Linked DNA regions of Homo sapiens: region 2 is linked to region 1. A link is a loop called in an ENCODE intact Hi-C map of the cell type or tissue named here. Cell type or tissue: heart right ventricle. All regions are shown on one strand. Each heading gives the region's core, and the rest is flanking DNA. Links, peaks and the distances in the headings are about the cores only.

What was found. Hi-C counts contacts between places; a loop is a spot of excess contacts. Peaks named below come from ENCODE experiments on the same cell type or tissue, not always from the same donor. Only the 100,000 strongest peaks of a DNase experiment are listed, where the experiment ranks them.
Region 2: it touches region 1 in a loop (1.8-fold over the local background); 10 of 110 quality-filtered maps call a loop at or near these places.

Annotation. Positions count from the first base shown.
Region 1 is chr14:49,906,779-49,917,742 of GRCh38, reverse strand. No RefSeq gene overlaps it. Among named protein-coding and RNA genes, the nearest start is that of ARF6, 19 kb to the right of the region's middle. RefSeq lists an enhancer at 1-186. In heart right ventricle, for the core only: no CTCF peak of the experiment used is centred there; a DNase peak (open chromatin) is centred at 5,905; H3K27ac peaks cover 1,041 bases.
Region 2 is chr14:49,959,030-49,969,993 of GRCh38, reverse strand. It overlaps MIR6076 (microRNA 6076), which reads right to left and starts at 3,595; the gene lies at 3,483-3,595. It overlaps LOC100506446 (a long non-coding RNA gene), which reads left to right and starts at 6,962. Exons shown (of 6, transcript XR_007064156.1): 1 at 6,962-8,291; 2 at 9,375-9,455. RefSeq lists a silencer at 4,729-4,798 and enhancers at 8,027-8,116, 8,167-8,306. In heart right ventricle, for the core only: no CTCF peak of the experiment used is centred there; no DNase peak of the experiment used is centred there.

The DNA.
Region 1 (10,964 bases), core at 1,478-9,477:
GTCTCGCTCTGTGCCAGGCTGGAGTGCAATGGCATGATCTCTGCCTCCCAGGTTCAAGCGATTCCCCTGCCTCAGGCTCCTAAGTAGCTGGGACTACAGGCATGCTACAATACACCCAGCTAATTTTTGTATCCTTAGTAGAGACGAGGTTTCACCATGTTGGCCAGGATGGTCTCGTGACCTCGTGATTGGCCCCCATCTCGGCCTCCCAAAGTGCTGGGATTACAGGCGTGAGCCACCACGCCCAGCCAGCTTTTTGACCATGATTCTCTTTGATAAAGCTAACTCAAAACCCATTATCAATCCCTTTCATCCTGTCCTCTTCCACTAGAGAGTATAGAAGGTAAGTGCTTCTTTTCTGAGACTCCTTTGTAGTTAGGAAAGGCCATGTGATGAATTCCAGCCAATGGTTCTGCCTCCTCTTCCTTCCTGCCTTGAAAACAGGCACAAGTACTTAGAGCTGCAGCAGATATCTTGGAATCGTAAATCCACAAGCCAGCACACTAAGGACTACAGAGTGGTAAAACACAAATTTTGGAGTTCTTGACCAAATCCCTGAGCCACACCAGGCCAGGACTGCCTATTTCTTGGATTTACTATGTCAGGAAATAAGTCCCTAATTGTTTAGGCTACAGTTGCCTATCTATTTTTTTTTCTTTGGTTTTGCTGCAGAAAACATTCCAAATTTATATATATATATATATATATATATATATATATATATATATTTTTTTTTTTTTTCCAAGCAGTAGCACGCCCTATAGCAAACAAATTCATGACAGTCTTTATGACACAAAGATTAATATTCACTTGACAGTGGCTGTGCGTGTGGCTCTTACCATAATCCTAGCACTTCAGGAGGCTGAAGCGGGAGGATCCCTTGAGCCCAGGAGTTCGAGACCAACCTGGGCAACATAGGGAGACCCTGTCTCTATTTTAAAAAAAAAAAAAAAAAAAAAAAAAGAGCCAGGCCTGGTGGCTTACGCCTGTAATCCCAGCACTTTGGGAGGCCGAGGCAGACAGATCGCCTGAGGTAGGAGTTTGAGACCAGCCTGGCCAACATGGTGAAACCCCTTCTCTACTAAAAATACACACACAAAAAATTAGCCGGGCATGGTGGTGTGGGCCTGTAATCTCACCTAATGGGAGGCTAAGGCAGGAGAATTACTTGAACCTGAGAGACAGAGGTTGCAGTGAGCCGAGATCACACCACTGCACTCCAGCCTAGGTGACAGAACAAGACTCCATCTCAGAAAAAAAAACTCACTTGATAGTTCAAACATGTATCTAATGACAAACTGTTTTTCGAAGCAAGCTAGAATGTATAGGCACACAAACATTCCACCAATTATGGCTTTTTGCAGCAGCTATTCTCTCTGAGGTTCACAGAGTCTAGGGTAACAGTTTATTGAAAAATAAAAAGTGTAGGCCAAGCGTGGTGGCTTATGCTTGTAATCCCAGCACTTTGGGAGGCCAAGGTGGGAGGATTGTTTGAGCCCGGGATTTCAAGTTTACAGTGAGCTATGATCAGGCCACTGCACTCTAGTGTGGGCGACAGAGCAAGACCCTGTCTCAAAAACAAACAATAACAAAGTACTTCTCTTAGTTAAAGGGAGAATTCCAATTCTTCAGTAGTGATATGGTTAAGTTATTCTCCTTTACAGAAACTAGAATAGGGAGTGCCAAGTTCTAAATTTTTTAACCAGAAAAGTTTATTTCTTGCCCATAGTTAGTCCAAAATGAGTTCCTGATCAGCCCTCCTACAAAGATCCATCTAGAAAACCTCTTCCTTATATCTTAGGGCTCCTCCATCCTCAAATAAGCTGTGATATTCTGTATAAAGTCAGAAAAAAGGAAAGTAGCATGGAAGAGAGCTTGAGGGGACTTTATGTATGAAACCAGGAATCAATATATATCACTTTCATTCACATTCCACTGGCTAGAACTCAGCTGTGAGGCTGCATCTAACTGCGAGGCAGGGTGGGAAATGTAGTCTATTAGTACACAAAAGAAGGAAAGGAAAAGAATTCTGTGAATTGCTAGACAATCTGTGCCACACTTGTATAAAAAAAGAAAAGAAAAAAAATTTGAAGTTAAAATGGAATAAGGAAGGCAAGTCCCTTACCTTAATAAGGAAGATAAAGCAATTTTAAAGTCACTCTCCTACAGCATTTTCATACTCAAATCCCTGTTCTTCCACTGGTTTAAAAAAAAATGGCCTCCATCCTCCAACGTATGGAGAGACTGGACTTTACTGACATATATTAACCTTTTGCTTTCCCATCTAAAAAAAGCTGAGCAAACCATCAGAGTGGCATACAGAAGTATCCTCAGTCCCAGTTTGGACAGATAACCATCCCATGCTATGGGAGGCAGCTTCTAAGGTAGCCCTCCATAATCTCCACCTCCTGGTATCTACTTCTCTGTTTAATCCCCTACCCTGAAGTGTGGGTGGACTTAATTGCCAGGTCATGTGGTAACTCTATGTTTATCATTCTGAAGAACTGCCAAACTGTTTTTCTAAAGTGGCTGCAGCATTTTACAATCCAGATGAACTACTTTTTATCTATGGAACCAAATGCAAATTATTTAACCTGAGTTTTCCATCATTTGTAAAGTATTAGTTATCATTTTTAGTTTCAAAAATAATTCCTGCAGATCATGTGGGCAGAAGAAAAGGAAAAAATAAAGACTACCATTTATTGAGCACTACTTGTACCACCACTGTTCTAAGTACTTATGAAGACTTTTCTCATTTAACCCATGTGGTAGAATTATCAAATAAAATACAGGACAGTTCATTAAATTTAAATTTCAGGTTTAATAACTAATAATCTTTTAGTATAATTATATCCTGTGCAATCTTTGCCCAAAGTTTTTTTGTTTGTTTTTTGTTTGTTATTTGTTTGTTTTTTTTTTCGAAATGGAGCCTTACTCTGTCGCCTAGGCTGGAGGGCAGTGGCAGGATCTCGGCTCACTGCAACCTCCACCTACCTCCTGGGTTCAAGCAACTCTCGTGCCTCAGCCTCCTGAGTAGCTGGGACTATTTTAGCAGAGATGAGGTTTCACCATGTTGGCAAGGCTGATCTCGAACTCCTGGCCTCAAGTGTTCCGTCTGCCTCGGCCTCCTGAAGGGATTACAGACATGAGCCACTGAACCGGCCTAATTAAAAATAAATCTTTCTAGCCGGGCGTGGTGGCTCACACCTGTAATCCCAGCACTTTGGGAGGCCGAGGCGGGTGGATCACCTGAGGTCAGGACTTCGAGACCAGCCTGACCAACATGGTGAAACCCCTTCTCTACTAAAAATACAAAATCAGCTGGACATGGTGGCTCATGCCTGTAATCCCAGATACTCAGGAGACTGAGGCAGGAGAATCACTTGAACCTGGGAGGTGGAGGTTGCAGTGAGCCGAGATCGCCCCATTGCACTCCAGCCTAGGCAACAAGAGCAAAACTCCCTCTCAAAAAAAAAAAAAAAAAAAAAGTATTTGGGAGGCTGACGCGGGCGGATCACCAGGCGGGCGGATCATGAAGTCTAGAGATCGAGACCATCCTGGCCAAAATGGTGAAACCCTGTCTCTACTAAAAATACAAAAAAAAAATTAGCTGGGCATGGTGGTGCAGGCCTGTAGTCCCAGCTGCTAGGGAGGTTGAGGCAGGAGAATCGCTTAAACCCGGGAAGCGGAGGTTGCAGTGAGCCGAGATGGTGCCACTACACTTCAGCCTGGTGGCAGAGTGAGACTCTATCTCAGAAAAAAAAAAAAAAAAAAGTTTTTCACAACTTCCCAGATGTAAAAAATTAAAATAAATTTTAAAAATAAATAAATAGGCTGGGCACAGTGGTTCAGCTCACACCTGTAATCCCAGCACTTTAGGAGGCCGAGGCAGGTGGATCACGAAGTCAGGAGATCGAGACCATCCTGGCTAACATGGTGAAACCCCGTCTCTACAGTCTCTATTAAAAAATACAAAAAATTAGCCGGGCGTGGTGGCGTGGGCCTGTAATCCCAGCTACTAAGGAGGCTGAGGCAGGAGAATCACTTGAACCCAGAAGGTGGAGGTTGCAGTGAGCCGAGATTGCGCCGTTGCACTCCAGCCTGGGCAACGAGAGTGAAACTCAGTCTCAAAAATAAATAAATAAAATTAAGTCTTATTTATTTATTTGAGACAGAGTGTTGCTGTGTCGCCCAGGCTCTCAGCTCACTGCAACCTCCGCCTCCCTGGCTCAAGCAATTAGCCTGCCTCAGCCTTCCGAGTAGCTGGGATTACAGGCGCACACCACCGCACTGGGCTAATTTTTGCATTTTTAGCTAGAGACGGGGATTTGCCATGTTGGCCAGGCTGGTCTTGAATTCCTGACCTCAGGTTATCTGCCCGCCTCGGCCTCCCAAAGTGCTGGGATTACAGGAGTGAGGCACTGCGCCCAGCCTATTTTTTATTTTTATTTATTATTTATTATTATTATTTTTTTTTTGAGACAGTCTTGCTCTGTCGCCCAGACTGGAGTGCAGTGGTGCGATCTCGGCTCACTGCAACATCCGCCTCCCAGGTTCAAGCGATTCTCGTGCCTCAGGCTCCCAAGTAGCTGGGATTACAGCTCCGCCACCATGCCCGGCTAATTTTTATATTTTTAGTAGAGACGGGGTTTCCCCATGTTGGCCAGGCTGGTCTCAAACTCCTGACCTCAAGTGATCTGCCTGCCTCAGCCTCCCAAAATGCTGGCATTGCAGGTGTGAGTCACTGCACCTGGCCTATTTTTTTTTTGAGATATGGTCTCACCCTGTTGCCCAGGCCGGAGTGCAGTGGCACTTTCTTGGCTTGACCTCGGCTTGGGAGATCCTCCTGTCTCAGCCTCCCGAGTAGCTGGGAGTACAGGTGTGCACCACCATACCCGGCAAATTTGTATTTTTTTGTAGAAATGCGGTTTCACTATGTTGCCCAAGCTGGTCTTGAATTCTTGGGCTCAAGCAATCTGCTTGCCTCGGCCTCACAAAGAAAAATAAGTCTTTTTTTGTCTTGTTTTTTTTTTTTTTTTTTTTTTTTTTTTTTTTTTTTTTTTTTTTTTTTTTTTGGAGACAGAATCTCGCTCCGTAGCGCTATCTCGGCTCACTGCGAGCTCCGCCTCCCAGGTTCACGCCATTCTCCTGCCTCAGCCTCCCGAGTAGCTGGGACTACAGGCGCCCGCCACCACGCCCAGCTAATTTTTTGTATTTTTAGTAGAGACGGGGTTTCACCCTCTTAGGCAAGATGATCTCCATCTCCCGACCTCGTGATCCGCCCGCCTTGGCCTCCCAAAGTGCTGGGATTACAGGCGCGAGCCACCACGCCCGGCCGAAAAGTAAGTCTTTAATGATCAAGAACATCAAGCTTCATTGAAATACTGAACACATTAGTCTAATTATATTTCTATATTATGAATACCAGTTGTTTAAATATATCATTGGTAATTCTTTTTTCCAAGAAAGTTTCTCAAATATATTAGTCACTGGAATTCACTTCAACAAGATTTGCATGGAATTTTAAAAAGTAGGTTTAGGCTTTCTGCAGTAATCAAAGCACACTTAAACAATCATTAAACAGAAGGAAGTCATACTTTTTTTCTCCTACATCTCAAAGCTGTGCAGAACAGCCACATCCCCAGGAGTAAGTGGCCCACACTTGTTTGTTCTCTGGAATTGTTTCAATTATGTTTGTAGCTGAATATACATTCATTCTTAGAAAATTAATATGGTTCAGAAGAGGAAATGCTTGTATATTTCCATGATTATTTCTGAGATAATAGAGAAAATATTTGTATGTAAAGCTGGTTCCAGTGTCAGAGTAGTCATTTTGGTTACTGTGTTTGTTGGCCCAACTACTCTCTCTTAAAAGCTCAAAATTATGCTGGCAGGGAGCCATGCCATAGAAACTCCACCCTGAGGAGTGACTCAGATAGTTAGACAAAAGCATTTAAACTTCAAGATTTTTTCAGGCTTCCCTCTTGACACTCCTTCCTCTTAGTCAAAGAATTGATGACTACACATTTTGTGTAGTTAAAGGAAAAAAACTAACACCATTCTTGAATCAATAATGCCTGTTCTCAATTGTTACCTATTAAAAGGTAAAATACAACAAATAGTTGGTTTCTTATCACCTTGAGAATATCTTTTTCACTGAATATATGTATGTGTGTGTATGTGTATGTGTGTGTGTGTGTGTGTGTGTGTGTGTATATATATATATATATATATATATTTTTTTTTTTTTTTTTTTTTTTGAGATGGAGTCTCACTCTGTCACCCAGGCTGGAGTGTAGCAGCGCAATCTTGGCTCACTGCAACATCGGCCTCCTGGGTTCAGGTGATTCTCCTGCCTCAGCCTCCCGAGTAGCTGGGACTACAGGCGCCCACCACTGTGCCCAGCTAATTTTTGTATTTTTAGTAGAGATGGGGTATCATCATGTTGGCCAGGCTGGGCTCGAACTCCTGACCTCAAGTGATCCGCCCGCCTCAGCCTCCCAAAGTGCTGGGATTATAGGGATGAGCCACCGCTCCTGGCCTGCTTTTATTTTTTTATCCAAGATTCAGAGGGTACGGGCACAGGTTTGTTACATGGGTATATTGCATGATGCTGAGGTTTAGGCCTCTAATGATCCCATCATCCAAGTAGTGAACACAAGTAGTTCTTCAAACCTGGCCCCCCTTCCTCTCTTCTGCCTTTTTGAATCCCCAATGCCTACTGTTCCCATCTTTGTGTCTGTGTGTACCCAGTGTTTAGCTCCCACTTATAAGTAAGAATGTGCGGCATTAGGTTTTCTGTTTCTGTGTTAATTCGCTTAGGATAATGGCCTCCAACTGCATCCTTGTTGCTGCAAAGGACATAATTTCATTCTTTTTTATGGCTGCATGATTTAATTTTTTAAATTATTAAACTAGAGGGAAGAAGGAAAATAGAACTAATTTCTCTTGAGTGCTTACCATGCCAGATAGGGACTTTCTCATAAGTTACCACTTTTTGTGATAAAGCCTTGCTGGGTGAACATTACCATCCCGATTTTTAGCAGGAAAACTGAGACAAAGAGATAGATTTTCCAGTGTCACTTAGCTATTGAGGTCAGGGTTGGAATTCAAACATAGGTCTATCTATTTGAGACTATTGACTCAAAATTCAATGTTCTTTACCCAAATCAATCCTGTCAGAAAGGAAACTAAAAATGCTTGCAAAAAAAAAAAAAAAAAAAAAGGTAGGAAGGGCTGGACACAATGTCTCATGCCTGTAATCCCAGCGCTTTGGAAGGCTGAGGCAGGTGGATCACCTGAGGTCAGGAGTTCAAGACCAGCCTGGCAAACATGGCAAAACCCCATCTCTACTAAAAATACAAAAATCAGCTAAGTGTGGTGGCACACACCTGTAATCCAAGGTACTCAGGAGGCTAAGGCAGGAGAATCCCTTGAACCCAGGAGGCGGAGGTTGCAGAGAGCCACAAAGATCCCGCGACTGCCCTCCAGCCTGGATGATAGAGTGAAACTCCATCTCAAAAAAAAAAGATAAGTATCATATATGGCTTATATGAGGAAAGGAGGTTCTCTTCCATCTTCAATCCTTTTTCCATTCAATGAATGGCCTTCATAGCATCATACATAGGATGTTTCCAGATCCTAATTTCTTGGGTATTTCTAACACTGTAATCCAGAATCCAGAAATCACAATTTCCTAAATCACTATTTTGATGCTCAGCAAAGCAGCATGGACCCTGAGGTGTATCAGTGGGTAACACTTTAGGTTTTATTAGATTGGGACATGCAGCAAGAAAAAGAACCTAGAAATTACCATAGGTTTGAAAGGAGAAAAATTAACATGTCTAGGATGTCTAAGCATATGGAAACAATAGCCCTGCCAACCATATTGATTGATTGATTGATTGATTGATTGATTGTTTAAAAAGAGATGTGGTCTAGCTGGGTGTGGTGGCTCACACCTGTAATCCCAGCGCTTTGGGAGGCCGAGGTGGGTGGTTCACTTGAGCCTCAGGAGTTCGAGACGAGCCTGGCCAACATGGCAAAACCTCATCTCTATTGAAAAAAAGAAAAAAAAAACAGACATGGTCTCACTATATTGCCCAGGTGGGTCTCAAACTCTTGGCCTCAAGCAATCCTTCCATCTTGGCTTCCCAAAGTACTGGGATTACAGGTGTGAACCACCACTCTTGACCAGAAGGCAATTTAGAAATGTTGTCATGCTAGTCTAAAATCCATACTGTATTCAACAAGATACCCAAGAAATAATAAAAGAAAAAGATATATTAGTATTTATTTAAAACATTTCCCCTAAGATACCACTACCATATTATTATACTAAGCAAAAAAAATAAAAAATAAAAATGTAATGTTTTAGTCTTTAATTCAAGTTTGTCTTGATGACAAAAACAGGATTTAAGATACTTCAGTAAGTTTCTAAATATTAGGTTCTTGTGTAAAATGCATTTACTGTCATAAATCAAGTATTACTCATGAGTTGGAGAGAATTAAAAATGCAATCCAATCTTATAAAAAGAGTCCAAGTCATAAAGACAAGCAATCAATCATAAAAGGTCAAGAATTTTTTATATAATATGCCAGCGTTTACCTTGAGAGACCTATCTATGTTTACCTACAGACTTGATCATTAGTTACATTTGAGATTTTTTTTTTTTTTTGAGACGGAGTCTCACTCTGTTGCCCAGGCTGGAGCACAGTGGCGCGATCTCGGCTCACTGAAAGCTCCGCCTCCAGGGTTCACACCATTCTCCTGCCTCAGCCTCCTGAGTAGCTGGGACTACAGGCGCCCGCCACCACGCCCGGCTAATTTTTTTTTGTATTTTCAGTAGAGACAGGGTTTCACCGTGTTAGCCAGGATGGTCTCGATCTCCTAACCTCATGATCCACCCGCCTTGGCCTCCCAAAGTGCTGGGATTACAGGTGTGAGCCACCACGCCTGACACCATTTGAGATTTTTAAAGTTTCAAAAATAAGCCAAAATACAATGCATTTATTTCAATTATGGGCTCAGGGTTCCTAAGAAATAATTCATGACTAGGAAAAAAACTCCAGCATATCAAATAGAAATATGATGTGTCAATAGCTACCAGCATTCTAGGTTTATCCTAAATCCAATAATGAGTCATCAGTTATTAACCTCAAAAAACTTGTTTTAAAAGCAGATTAAGAATCACTATTGGTTACCTAGAGCTAAATATATACACAGAGATACTGATACATTACCCATATTTTCAAATCACTGCATGTCTTTTGGTTTGAAGAATATACCCGCTACTTTTTTCTACTGAATATTTGTTGAAATAATACATGAATCCAGCCGGGTGTGGTGGCTCACGCCTGTAATCCCAGCACGTTGGGAGGCCCAGGCGGGTGGATCACGAGGTCAAGAGATAGAGACCATCCTGGCCAACATGGTGAAACCCTGTCTCTACTAAAAATACAAAAATTAGCTGGGTGTGGCGGCACACGCCTGTAGTCCCAGCTACTCGGAAGGCTGAGGCAGGAGAATTACTTGAACCCAGAAGGTGGAGGTTGCAGTGAGCTGAGATCACACCACTGCATTCCAGTCTGGAGACAGAGCGAGACTCCGTCTCACAAAAAATAAAAATAAAAAATAAATGAATCCAAGTAATATTACAAGGTTTCTCAAAACAAAAAAGAAACTTATTTTAAATTCACTGATATCAAGCAAGATTTTTCAAATAATTCAACATTAAGTTCTCCAAGTCAAAGCCCCAGAAAAAGGAAAGTTATGGTTTATAGTCACTGACTCATTTCCTTAGATGATTCAACCTCGTGGCCTTAACACTGACTCGTCTTCCTCTCTCCCTTCCTATTTTAATTCAGAATGGGGGAAAAATAAAGCTTTAATACTTTAGAGCTAGCTTTTCACATCATAATCTTTTTAATAAACCAAATCTTTCTACAAGCTTTTATACACTTTTAAAATTGAAGTCCTATCATATAATTCAGTGAACAGTGGATCAAACTCAGAACATGCTACAAGACTTTTCTAAAAGTTATCGAAAAAATTCAGGAATTTTTTTCCACTTCTTAAAAGTTAATAGTCAAATGCTCACTGGCACAAAGATGACTTCATTAAAATGTATGTTTTCTGCTACCATGCACAAACCTCTGAAAATAAGCCTGTCCTTCATCTTGTTTTTTCACGTATTCTTTAAATATTTATACACCATAAAAGTTGAGTTCTTTATGAATAAGTTCGTGAGTTTACCTAATGCAAAGTCCAAGACACAAAAAGAAATGAAGAGAATTGAACACAAACACACCAAAGGCACGTATTCACACGCCCATGACTGTTGGCCAAATGCACAGCAGAAACAGGATACATCTAGCTCTCTCCAAGTAAGGGCAAGACAAACTGTGAAGGGTTCAGTAATCACCTGGTACTAATGTTGCTGTTGAAAAAGAGCAACTTGCAAACAATGCCTTCATCAAGAACACATAGATAGGTATAGCTCTAACTATAATAATATGATGTACCCCTACCTAACAACACGGGATGGGAGACAGCAAGAGTTTGCTCTCTGCTTTCTTGCCCCTTGTGCCTCATCCCCTACCTCAAAACCTTTCTCTTCAACCAGGCCCTCAGGTGCTATTGAGTAAATAAAGAAGAATGATTGGGGGTTATTAAAAGTTGCCAACTCCCTCACTCATTGCAAGGAAGCGCCTTCCTCATATACTTCAAATAAGACCCCGCCCCTCCAAAATGTTGCTTTGTCTTCAGGAGCACGCACAAGCACCTGACAGGGAACAAATTAGAGGAGAGAACATATCCTATAGAGAGAAGATTGAAGTTCAAAAAGAATTCTTTAGAATTGACGTTAGAAAGTCATTGGGACCTGGCCTGGCACTTGTAATCCCAGCACTTTAGGATGCAGAGGCGGGCGGATAGCCTGAGGTCAGGAGTTCGAGACGAGCCT
Region 2 (10,964 bases), core at 1,464-9,463, 52 kb before region 1:
CTGAGGTAAAAAAATTTTTTTGTTGATAGTTTTTTAGTTCTTTGATGTTAGAACTTATTTTGAGATGTTAAAAATAAATATTTGAGGCCGGGTGTGGTGGCTCACATCTGTAATCCCAGCACTTTGGGAGGCCGAGGCGGGTGGATTACCTGAGGTCAGGAGTTCCAGACCAGCCTGGCCAACATGGGGAAACCCTGTCTCTACTAAAAATATGAAAATTAGCCAGGCGCGGTCGTGCACACCTGTAATCCCAGATATCTGGGAGGCTAAGGCAGGAGAATCGCTTGAACCCGGGAGGTGGAGGTTGCAGTGAGCCGTGATCGCGCCACTGCACTCTAGCCTGGGTGACAGAGCCAGAGTCCATCTCAAAAATAAAAATAAAATAAAATAAATATTTTTAAAACTTAGGCAGCAAATGGTATCATTTTACTCATCCCCTAATTTAGATAATAAATTAGCCTCTATTTCTCACCCTCACAAATAAATTCCATACTGACTAAAAAGCCTAAAGTAAAAAATCAAAATGAGTATTAGAAGGAAATGGAAATGTGGCCCCATGCAGTGGCTCACACCTGTAATCCCAGCACTTTGGGAGGCTGAGGCGGGAGGATCGCTTGCGCACAGGAGTTCGAGACCATCTGGGCATCATAGCAAGACCCTGTCCCTACAAAAAATTAAAAAATTAGCCAGGTATGGCGGTGCATGCCTGTAGTCCCACCTACTAAAGAGGCTGAGAGGGGAGGATCGCTTGGGCTTAGGAGGTTGAGGCTACAGTTAGCCATGATCATATCCTGTACTCCAGCCTGGAAACAGAGTGAGATCCTGTCTAAAAAAAAAAAAAAAAAAAAAGGAGACAAGACATAAGAGAGTATTTTACAATCTTGAGATAGAGAAGGACTTTCTAAGCAAGATATAAAACCAGAAACCATAAAGAAAAAGAATTACAGATTTGACTGCATAAAAACTTTAAACTTTGTAAAATAAAAGGGCCTATATACAGACTAAGAGAGAATATTTACAACAGAACTAACATCCAGAGTAAATAGGACAGATACAAGTCAATAATAAAACACAAACCACCCGATAATAAGTGTGCAAAGAATATTCATAAGAAATTCACAAATGCAATTGGTGGAGTTGAACAGAACAATGCTGATGACCCCAGAATCTTGTTCCTAGATATATACCCAACAGAGATGATGCACAGCTATACTAAAGAGCATGCACGATAATGCTCTTAGCAACATTATTCATTAATAACTGAAAGTTGGCAACAGATGTAACCCAGATGTCCATCAATCAATAAATTGTGATATATTCACATAATGCAATACAATAAGCAATGTAAATGAGCATACTACAGCTACACACGAGTACGTGAAAGACTCATAAACGTAATGCGAATGAAGGAAGCTAGACGCAGAAGAGTGCATGTTTGTATGAGTCTGTTCATATGACAGTAGGAAACAGGAACGACTAATCTACAGCACTTAGATGTTGGGGTAGGAATTACTTTGGAGGAGGTCGATCTTTTTCAGGGGAGAGTCTTCTTTTGGGGAGAAGGTCTTATAATATTTTATTTATTGACTTGGGACATGATTACAAGGAAGAGTTCACTTTGTCTTAATGCATTGATCAGTACACCTTTAATGTATACACCTTTCCTTTTTCTTTTCTTTTTTTTTTTTTTTTTTTGAGATGGAGTCTCGCTCTGTCGCCGAGACTGGAGTGCAGTGGCGAGATCTCAGCTCACTGCAACCTCCGCCTCCCGGGTTCCAGCGTTTCTCCTGCCTCTGCTTCCCGAGCAGTCGGGATTACAGGCACCTGCCACCATGCCCAGCTAATTTTTGTATTTTCAGTAGAGACAGGGTTTCGCCCTGTTGGCCAGACTGTTCTCAAACTCCTGACCTCAGGCAATCCACCCGCCTTGGCCTCCCAAAGTGCTGGGACTACAGGCGTGAGCCACTGCACCCGGCCTATACACCTTTTCTGTATTTTTATTTTTAAAAGTTCCCAAAATTGAAATGGTCAGTAGGCCACTGCAACCAGCCTATACACCTTTTCTCTATTTTTATTTTTAAAAGTTCCAAAAATTGAAATGGTCAGTAGGCCACTGCAACCAGCCTATACACCTTTTCTGTATTTTTATTTCTAAAAGTTCCAAAAATTGAAATGGTCAATAGGCATATGATAAAATGAACAATCTAACTGGTAAATCCAGGAAATGCAATTTAAAATGACACTGTTTTTTCTGCACATGACGCTGGCAGTTTTAACAAAATGATTATGTCCAACGCTGATGAGTATAATGGTGGCTATAAAAATCAGAACAGAATTTTGGGGGAGAAACTCAATATTATTTACAAAAATTTTAAATGTGCATGCCCTTTGATCCAGAAATTCCACTTCTAGAAATAATATCCTTCAGAAACACTCATACATACACACACCCATTTGTGTATAAGAACATTTGTTGCAGCATTGTTTGTAATGGTGAAAAATGGAAAACCACCTATGTGATCCTTTGCTAAAATAGTGGGTAAAGAAACTATGATACATCTAGAAGGAATGCAACAGTTAAAATGGGGGATGCCTATATGCACTAACACAGAAAGAGCTACAGGGAATGTTGTTAAGTAAAAGAAAAAAGTAAGTCAGAGAACAGAACATGTCATGTGATCGTTTATGCATAAATGACCTGAATGGGCCGGGTGTGGTGGCTTACACCTGTAATCCCAGCACTTTGGGAGGCCGAGGTGAGCAGATAACGAGATCAAGTCCATCCTGGCCAACATGGTGAAACCGCGTCTCTACTAAAAACACAAAAATTAGCTCAGCGTGGTGGCGCGCACCTGTAGTCCCAGCTACTCGGGAAGCTGAAAGCTGAAGCAGGAGAATTGCTTGAATCCAGAAGGCAGAGGTTGCAGTGAGCTGAGATTGTGCCACTGCACTCCAGCCTGGGTGACAGAGGAAGACTCCGTTTAAAAAAAAAAAAAAAAAAAGACCTGAATGTCCTTAAAACATTAAAACCACACACACAAAAAATTAAAACAACGGAAAATATCTGATGTGGTTCATTTATCTAAATACTTCACAAATCCTAAGACAAATAAATTTAACTTCTCTCTTGAGAAGTTATATGCACTGTATAAGAATTCTCTGGAACTGTCTCTCTACACCAAACCTGAAAGGACTGCACCACAATGGGAAGGAACTATTTCTTGTTCCACAGCCTCCTAGAAGAGTCTCAGTGTCTCCTCAGAAATGCCAGCTCCCACACGGGCCTGAGCAATAGCTCATGGAGTCTCTCCAGACCTTTGTGCTTCTGAGGCACTTTTCAATAATTAACTAATCTGCCTAAAGGGTGGGGCGGGCTATGGCTCCCACAGACTCAGCACTCCCTTCAGCCAGCTGCCCTCTGGAATGCAAAGGCATCCATCCCCTAGGAATGGCTGTTGGTCAATCCCTGCCCCACCACAGCCCCCAAACTCAGGAGGGTGAAAGGGCCAGGGCAGGAAAGCAACTTCCCCTCTCAGATGTTCTCCTGGAGAAATTATATTACTCTCGCCTACCTCCACCTCTCCTCTGTCATGCTCCTCCAGCATCTGAAAAAGAACGTTCCAACAGGCAGCAGGACAAATTACATGTCAATGCTGTCAGTTTCAATGCTGCCCTTTGTTGCTCCAGGTCCTATGAACCACAGAAAAATGTATAGGTCCTTTCCATTTTTTTTTTCTTTCTGGCACAAATAAAATAAACAGCAGAAGCAGTTTCTATTTCAGTATTTTCAAAGGGATGGTGTCTGGAGGAATGGTTCCCAATCTTTGGAATTTAACAAACCATTAAAATTTTGAAAACCTTTTGAGAGACTAACATAGGACTGCTCACTTCTATTTTGCCAAGCACAGACACTTAAAAAACAACCTGAATTATTGTCACCATCATTTTATGGTGGGAGATGATTGGACACTTTAACCCCAAAACAATGTAATCATGACAATCTCAGATTTTAAAACAGGACTTCAAATTTAATACACTCAGATGCATGAGAAATACACATGTATTTCACGTAGACTGGTGAACACTTCCTTACAGACGCACCAGCCCCTTGGAAAGAACTGGCAGAGACTAAATCATAAGTTTCCAAACCTGACTATGCCTGAGAAAGATAGGAAGGCATTAAAAATAATAATAATAATAATACAGATTCCAGATTCCCACCCCATCCATATTTACTGTATCACCTTCTGAGGATTTCTTGAGACGGAGTTTTGCTCTGTCACTCGGGCTGGAGCGCAATGGCACTATCTCGGCTCACTGCAACCTCTGCCACCCAGGTTCAGGTGATTCTTCTGCCTCAGCCTCCAGAGTAGCTGGGATTACAGGCACCCACCATCATGCCAGGCTAATTTTTGTATCTCTGTAGAGAAGGGGTTTCACCATGTTGGCCAGGCTGGTCTTGAACTCCTGACCTCAGGTGATCCACCTGCCTCGGCCTCCCAAAGTGCCGGGATTACAGGCGTGAGCCACCTCGCCCGGCCGCCTCTGAGGCTTTCTAAGGGTGGGGCCCTGGAATGTGTATTTAAAACTTTTTTTTACTATGGTGAAATATACATAATATAAAATTTACCACTTTAACCATTTTAAGTGTACAATTCAGTGGCAATAAGGACATTTACAATGCTGTATGTAACTTTTCATCATCCCAAACAGAAACTCTGTACCTGTTGAGCAATCACTCCGCATTTCCCCTTCCCCCAGCTCCTGCCAAACCTCTATTCTACTTTCTGTCTCTGTGAATTTGCCTATTCTAGGTCACTCAAAGAAGTAGAATCACACAATATTTTTCCTTTTGTGTCTGGGTTATTTCACTTAGCATAATGTCTTTGGTGCTCATCCGTGTCATAGCAGGTATCAGAATCCCACTCCTTTTTGTGGCTGAATCCTTCTCCATTGCATGCATTTGCCACATTTTGTTTATCTGTTCATCTGCTGGTGGACGGTTCTGTTGTTTCTACCTTTTGGCTATTATGAACGGTGCTGCTATGAAGGTTGTTGTACACGCATCTGTTTGAGTTCCTATTTTCTATTACTTTGAGTATATACCTAGGAGTGGAATATGCTGGATCATATGGAAATTCTGTATTACCACCAAGGAACAATCAGGCTGTTTTCCACAGTGGCCGCACCATTTTACACTCCCTCCAGCAATATGCGAGTGTCCCAAGTTAGCCACATCCTCACCGACATTTGTTGTTTTCTGTTTTTGTTTTTATTACCAGCCATCCTCATAGATGTGAAGTGGTATCTCATTGTGATTTTGATTTGTATTTCCCTAATGATTAATGATTTTAAACATCTTTTCCTGTGCCTATTGGCCATCTGTGTATCTTCTTTGGAGAACTGTCTATTGAATTACTTTGCCTATTTTAACATTAGGTTGTTTGGTTTGTTGTTGTTGAGTTGTAGGGGCTTTTAACATATTCTGGATAGTAGTCCCTTATCAGATGTGTGATTTGCAGGTATTTTCTCCCATTCTGTAGGCCATCTTTTCATTCCCTTCACAGTGACCTTTGATACACTGAAGTTTTTTATTTTGATGAAGCCAAATTTGTCTATTTTTTTCTTTGGCTACCTGTGCTTTTAGTGTCACATCCAAGAAATCTTGCCAAATCAAAGATTATGAAGATTTAGTTTAGGTCCTTGATCTATCTTGAGTTAATTTTTGCACATGGTATAAGGTAAGGGTCCAGCTTCATTCTTTTGTAAGTGGATATCCAGTTTTCCCAGCACTATTGAAGACAAGGGTTTGTTTCCCGGCTCTCTATTTTATTCCATTGATCTATACGTCTGTTCTTATGTTACTACCACACTACGTGGTCTACTGTAGCTTTGTAGCAAATTTTGTGTGAGAAATCTCACCACGCTACCCGCTCCAGAAGTGCCTGCAGGAAGGAATGAAAGGACACAGGGGCGAGCGAGTCTCTGAGTATGAGAAGATCGTTGACAGCCCTGGAGCAGCAAGGGTGCTCTGGTGTGCGGCTTCCACCCTTCCCCTGATCGCAGCTGCCTCTGTTGGGCTAGCTCCTCCAACCATAGTGCTTGGTCTGTAACCACCAGAGTTCTGGGCAAGTCCTTAGTCTGAAAAAGGATGAAGAGAGGAGGTGTTGTGTGCAAAATGTGATTCACAAGAGTGGCCAGGAGTCAAAGGCCTCTGTCCCTCTTTTTTTTTTTTTTTTTTTTTTTTTTTGAGATGGAGTCTCGCTCTGTCGCCAGGCTGGAGTGCAGTGGCGCAATCTCAGCTCACTGCAACCTCTGCCTCCCAGGTTCAAGTGATTCTTCTGCCTCAGCCTCCCAAGTAGCTGGGACTACAGGCGCCCACCACCACACCCAGCTAATTCTTGTCTTTTTCGTAGAGACGGGGTTTCACCATATTGGCCAGGATGGTATCAGTCGATCTCTTGACCTCATGATCTGCCTGCCTCGGCCTCCCAACTTTTTTTTTAAATTAAGGAAATATCTCTGAGTCATAAAAGACCCCTCCTTGAGCTTTCATAGGCCAAGCAGACCCTGCTGCAGCAGGAAAAAGGAGGTTTCTTGACACAAATTGATTAATTCAAAGTTATTCTAAAACATTTTCTTGGCCTATTCATACACAAAGGCACAAAGATCTTGGACAATGGAAAAGCATCACAAAACTTATATTTAGAGAAACTACTTTCCACAGTTTCCTTTGCCCTTTAAACTCAGTCTCTAGCTGGGCATGGTGGCTCATCCCTGTAATCCCAACACTTTGGGAGACCAAGGCAGAAGGATTCCTCGAAGCCAGGAGTTTGAAAGCAGCCTGAGCAACACAGCAAGACCCCATTTCTATTAAAAAAAAAAAATTAAAAATAACTAAATAAATAAACTCATCCTCTCTTCTCCCTACCCCCAGTCTTCCTCAGGCACCAGTCTACGTTTCTAGTAAAAACTTGCTTGGCCACTTGTGTAGAAAGAGGAATTAATTTAATATTTGAATACTCAGCTGACTGGTTCTCCATGGGAGCAAGTAGCCAAGTAAATATCCAAGAGAGAACGAGGGAAGGGACAAAATGGCACCAAGCCTGAATTGTGAAGTCCTCTATCATCCTGCAACACCCTGGATATGCAAACCGAATATCCTCTCTCTTGGTGAGTCACGGCCTCCCACGCCCAGCAGGGTGTAGAAACATTTGACTGAAACCTGTATAAAATAGTAAGAACAAGTCAAGCAGGTAAAACATTTCCTGGCTGTCAGTTTAATAAAAGGTTCAACCCTGCTTTAAGATGGAAGGAAGACGGGAGGCGGGGTTTCAGAAATACAGGTTTTACATAATCCCACAGAAACCAGGGATCTGCAATAAGGCTTGAAGATTTTTAGTCTCACAGGTATTTCCGTCTGTAAACACAAATGCACATGGAAGCTCTGAACACATAGTTTGTGTTTGTTTTATATTAAGAGGATGGGCATTTCTTTAGAGCTCCAGGCGTTGAGTAGATGACCATTTGGAGGAGATGATGAGTTTCCTCTTCAAAATGCAAGATGTCGATCAACATTCATGCTGTTCCTATTTCTATTTTTTTCCTCCCTTCTACCCCTTACTCCTGAAATGGATAAGAAGAGGCAATAATAGCATCCCAGCAAATCAGAACTGGCTCAGATGCCAAAGGCCTAAAAGAGACGATCGCATTAGCAAGAAGGCCTGTGACTAAAAATCCAAAACCTAAAACTACTATACGTAAACCTAGGGCTCAAATAGCCTACACTACTGTGACATCAGAAGCATTATTTCTCAAGATTGAGAAGGGCTAGTGAAAACGCTTCTGGGCCTGCAAAGCTGTGAACTGATGTGCAAGGCTGCAGTAGCCCAAGCTGATCCTGATGAACACTGGAGCTGTCTCTGCCTCTTTATGTAAATAGAAAATGTTCCTAATAAACGTGTACTAGGTCGTTGTCGGTAAACACATGTTAGGCACCCGCTTGGCCTGCACCGATCTGACCAGATCTATTTCCATTTCCCCGAACCATCGCTTGGATGATGAAGCACATCGCAGAGTACTGCTTCATCACCATTCAGGAATTGTACCCTTTTAAATTTCTATATGGGTATGCGCTGCTTTTGACACAGCTTTTGTTGTAAGCAGGCACTAAAATAGAAGCTTATAATTAGCTATCTGGGGAGGCAAGTGTGTGGTAGAACAGAGCTCAGCAAGAGAAAAGTCAAGGCAGGTCCTGGGGAAACACTGCATGGAAGATGAGTAATACAGAGGTATGTTGAAGTGTGGCCACCCCACTAAAGTAGGGGGGAGGGAGTTCTGTCACTGTACACCTTTCTAGTTAAAATTTCCATACGTATTATCATGTAGTTCTGAAAGTGTACTTGCAATTTATCTAACACCACTTAATCCTGGAAACCTGTACTGGGCTGGAGTGTAAGATATATGATTCCAGACAGATCACAGTTCCCAGAGGGCAGCACTATGTCTGGTCATGTCTATATCTCCAGACCCAGGGCCAGCACCTGGCCCCACAATGGGCCCTCAGTTTGACTTTCGAATCACATCCTTCCAGATCACCCCGATTTTTACAGTCTTAACCTTTTGATATCTAAATCTGAGACTAGGTGTCAACTTTAACTCTCATGTCTCTACATTTCAAGCTCCCTGCTGTTATACTTAGTCTTGATACAGAAGGATAGAAAGGATGATTTTTGACTTCTGCTTTACCCCCATCTGAGTCTGGCTTACCTCAAATGGAGTTCTGGCTGCTGAACACCTCCCCGCCTTCTCTGAAAATACAGTAAGGGAACATACAGCACCAGGACCTGGGGACTGGGCCTGGACCCTGTCTACCACTCTCAACTTCTTTTCTCACTTTGTACCAATTCTTGCTACTCTTCTTCATATATTTGGACACTGAGTCTCTCACCAGTTCACTCTAATCTCAGATAGCGTACTAATCTATTTTCTGTGCTCAGATTATTAAAATAGAAATTAAAATGGACTTGAGTCTTGGTTAAACTTCAGATTTTCTGCCACCTCATTTTTAAGAGTCTGGCCTATAGTCCATGGTGAAACCCCATCTCTACAAAAATTAGACAGGCATGGTGGTGTGCACCTGTAATCCCAGCTATTCAAGAGGCTGAGGCAGGACAATCACTTGAACCGCGGAGGTGGAGGTTGCAGTGAGCTGAGATCGCACCACTGCACTCCAACCTGGGCAACAAAGCGAGACTCTGTCTCAAAAAAAAAAAAAAGAAGAAGAAATAAAACTCAAAAGAAACTAAACCTGCTCAGAGGATTTCAACATACAGCCAAGCAACCCAAAGTGATTTCTGTATTTCTCAATCCAGCCCAAGAGTGGATTGGCAGGAAGGGTGCAGGACCTAACCCAATGACAATGCTCGCAGGAGGAGCCCTCCAGAAGGCAACAGGTACGGATGTTTCCTGGTGCTATGCATTTCTTTTATTTTGTCTTCAAAACTCCCACCCAGGGAATGTGTCTTCATTTTGCGCTGGAGGCTGTCTCTCCAGTAAAAAAAAAAAAAAAAAAAAAAAAAGGGGGGGCTCCCACCCTGAGGAGGGCTCTCAAAGGGTTTTACTCAATGCATCCCGGAGAAATGGCTGCATTCGTCATGAATCCTCCCCTCCTAAACAGCCACATTTCTAGTAGTTCAGTGACAGGAGAGAAAATACTCATCCCCTCCTGTCATTCCCGGAAGCAGTGCTGGAGAAAATATAACCAACCAGGCGTGAAGTTACTACACAGAGACCGCACAGCCACAGGTGAAGAGGTTTTTGCAGCAGGGTGTGGGAGGAGTGGAGCCGAGCTCCAGGTGCAAGGAGGCATAAATCACAGAACCGTTGTGCTTCAAAAACTCCCATGTTGTTACCAAAGACCTGATAATTATGTCTGTGAACATCCTCTGCCTTCTTTTTACTACACTGATCTGTCCACTTACAGAACTAAAACTTCTAGGTTTTCTTCCCAAAGGCTCTGTATCTCTGAAAAATGTGAAGTTTCACTAAAAAGAAAACACTGGGCGGCTGGGTGCAGTGGCTCATGCCTGTAATCCCAGCACTTTAGGAGGCCGAGGCAGGTGGATCAGTTGAGGTCAGGAGTTCAAGACCAGCCTGGCCAACAAGGTGAAACCCCATCTCTACTCAAAATACAAAAATTAGCCGGGTGTGGTGGCACATGCCTGTAGTCCCAGCTACTTGGTAGGCTGAGGCAGGAGAATCACTTGAACCCACAAGGCGGAGGTTGCAGTGAGCTGAGATCGTGCCACTGTAATTTTTATAAAATTAAAATGAAGCATGCATGTAAGAGGGAAACTGCAATCAAGAAAGCAAAACTACATATTGTGGTAAAAGTAGCTGGTGAGGATGGTAAAGTTCAATACATTAAAAGAGGCTATTCTGATTCCCTTTCAGCCATCCTTTACCAAGCACCTTTATGTGCCAAACAAAATGCTAGATGTCTTTGGGAATCTAAGAAGGCAGTATGATGAATGATGTTTGCCCTCAAAGCATTTATAGTTTAATTGGAAATAACAGTGATAAATAGATGCAGATATAAAAATCAACAGGCAGGGTATGGTGGCTCACGCCTGTAATCTCAGCACTTTGGGAGGCTGAGGTGGGCGGATCACCTGAGGTTTGGAGTTTAAGACCAGCCTCACCAACATGAAGAAACCCTGTCTCTACTAAAAATAACAAAATTAGCAGGGTGTGGTGGTGCATGCCTGTAATCCCAGCTACTCCAGAGGCTGAGGCAGGAGAATCGCTTGAACCTGGGAGGCGGAGGTTGCAGTGAGCCGAGATGGGAGGCGGAGGTTGTGGTGAGCTGAGATCGCGCCATTGCACTCCACCTTGGGCAACAAGAGCAAAATTCCATCTCAAAAAAAAAAAAAAATCAACAATACGAGTACAGAAGTACAGAC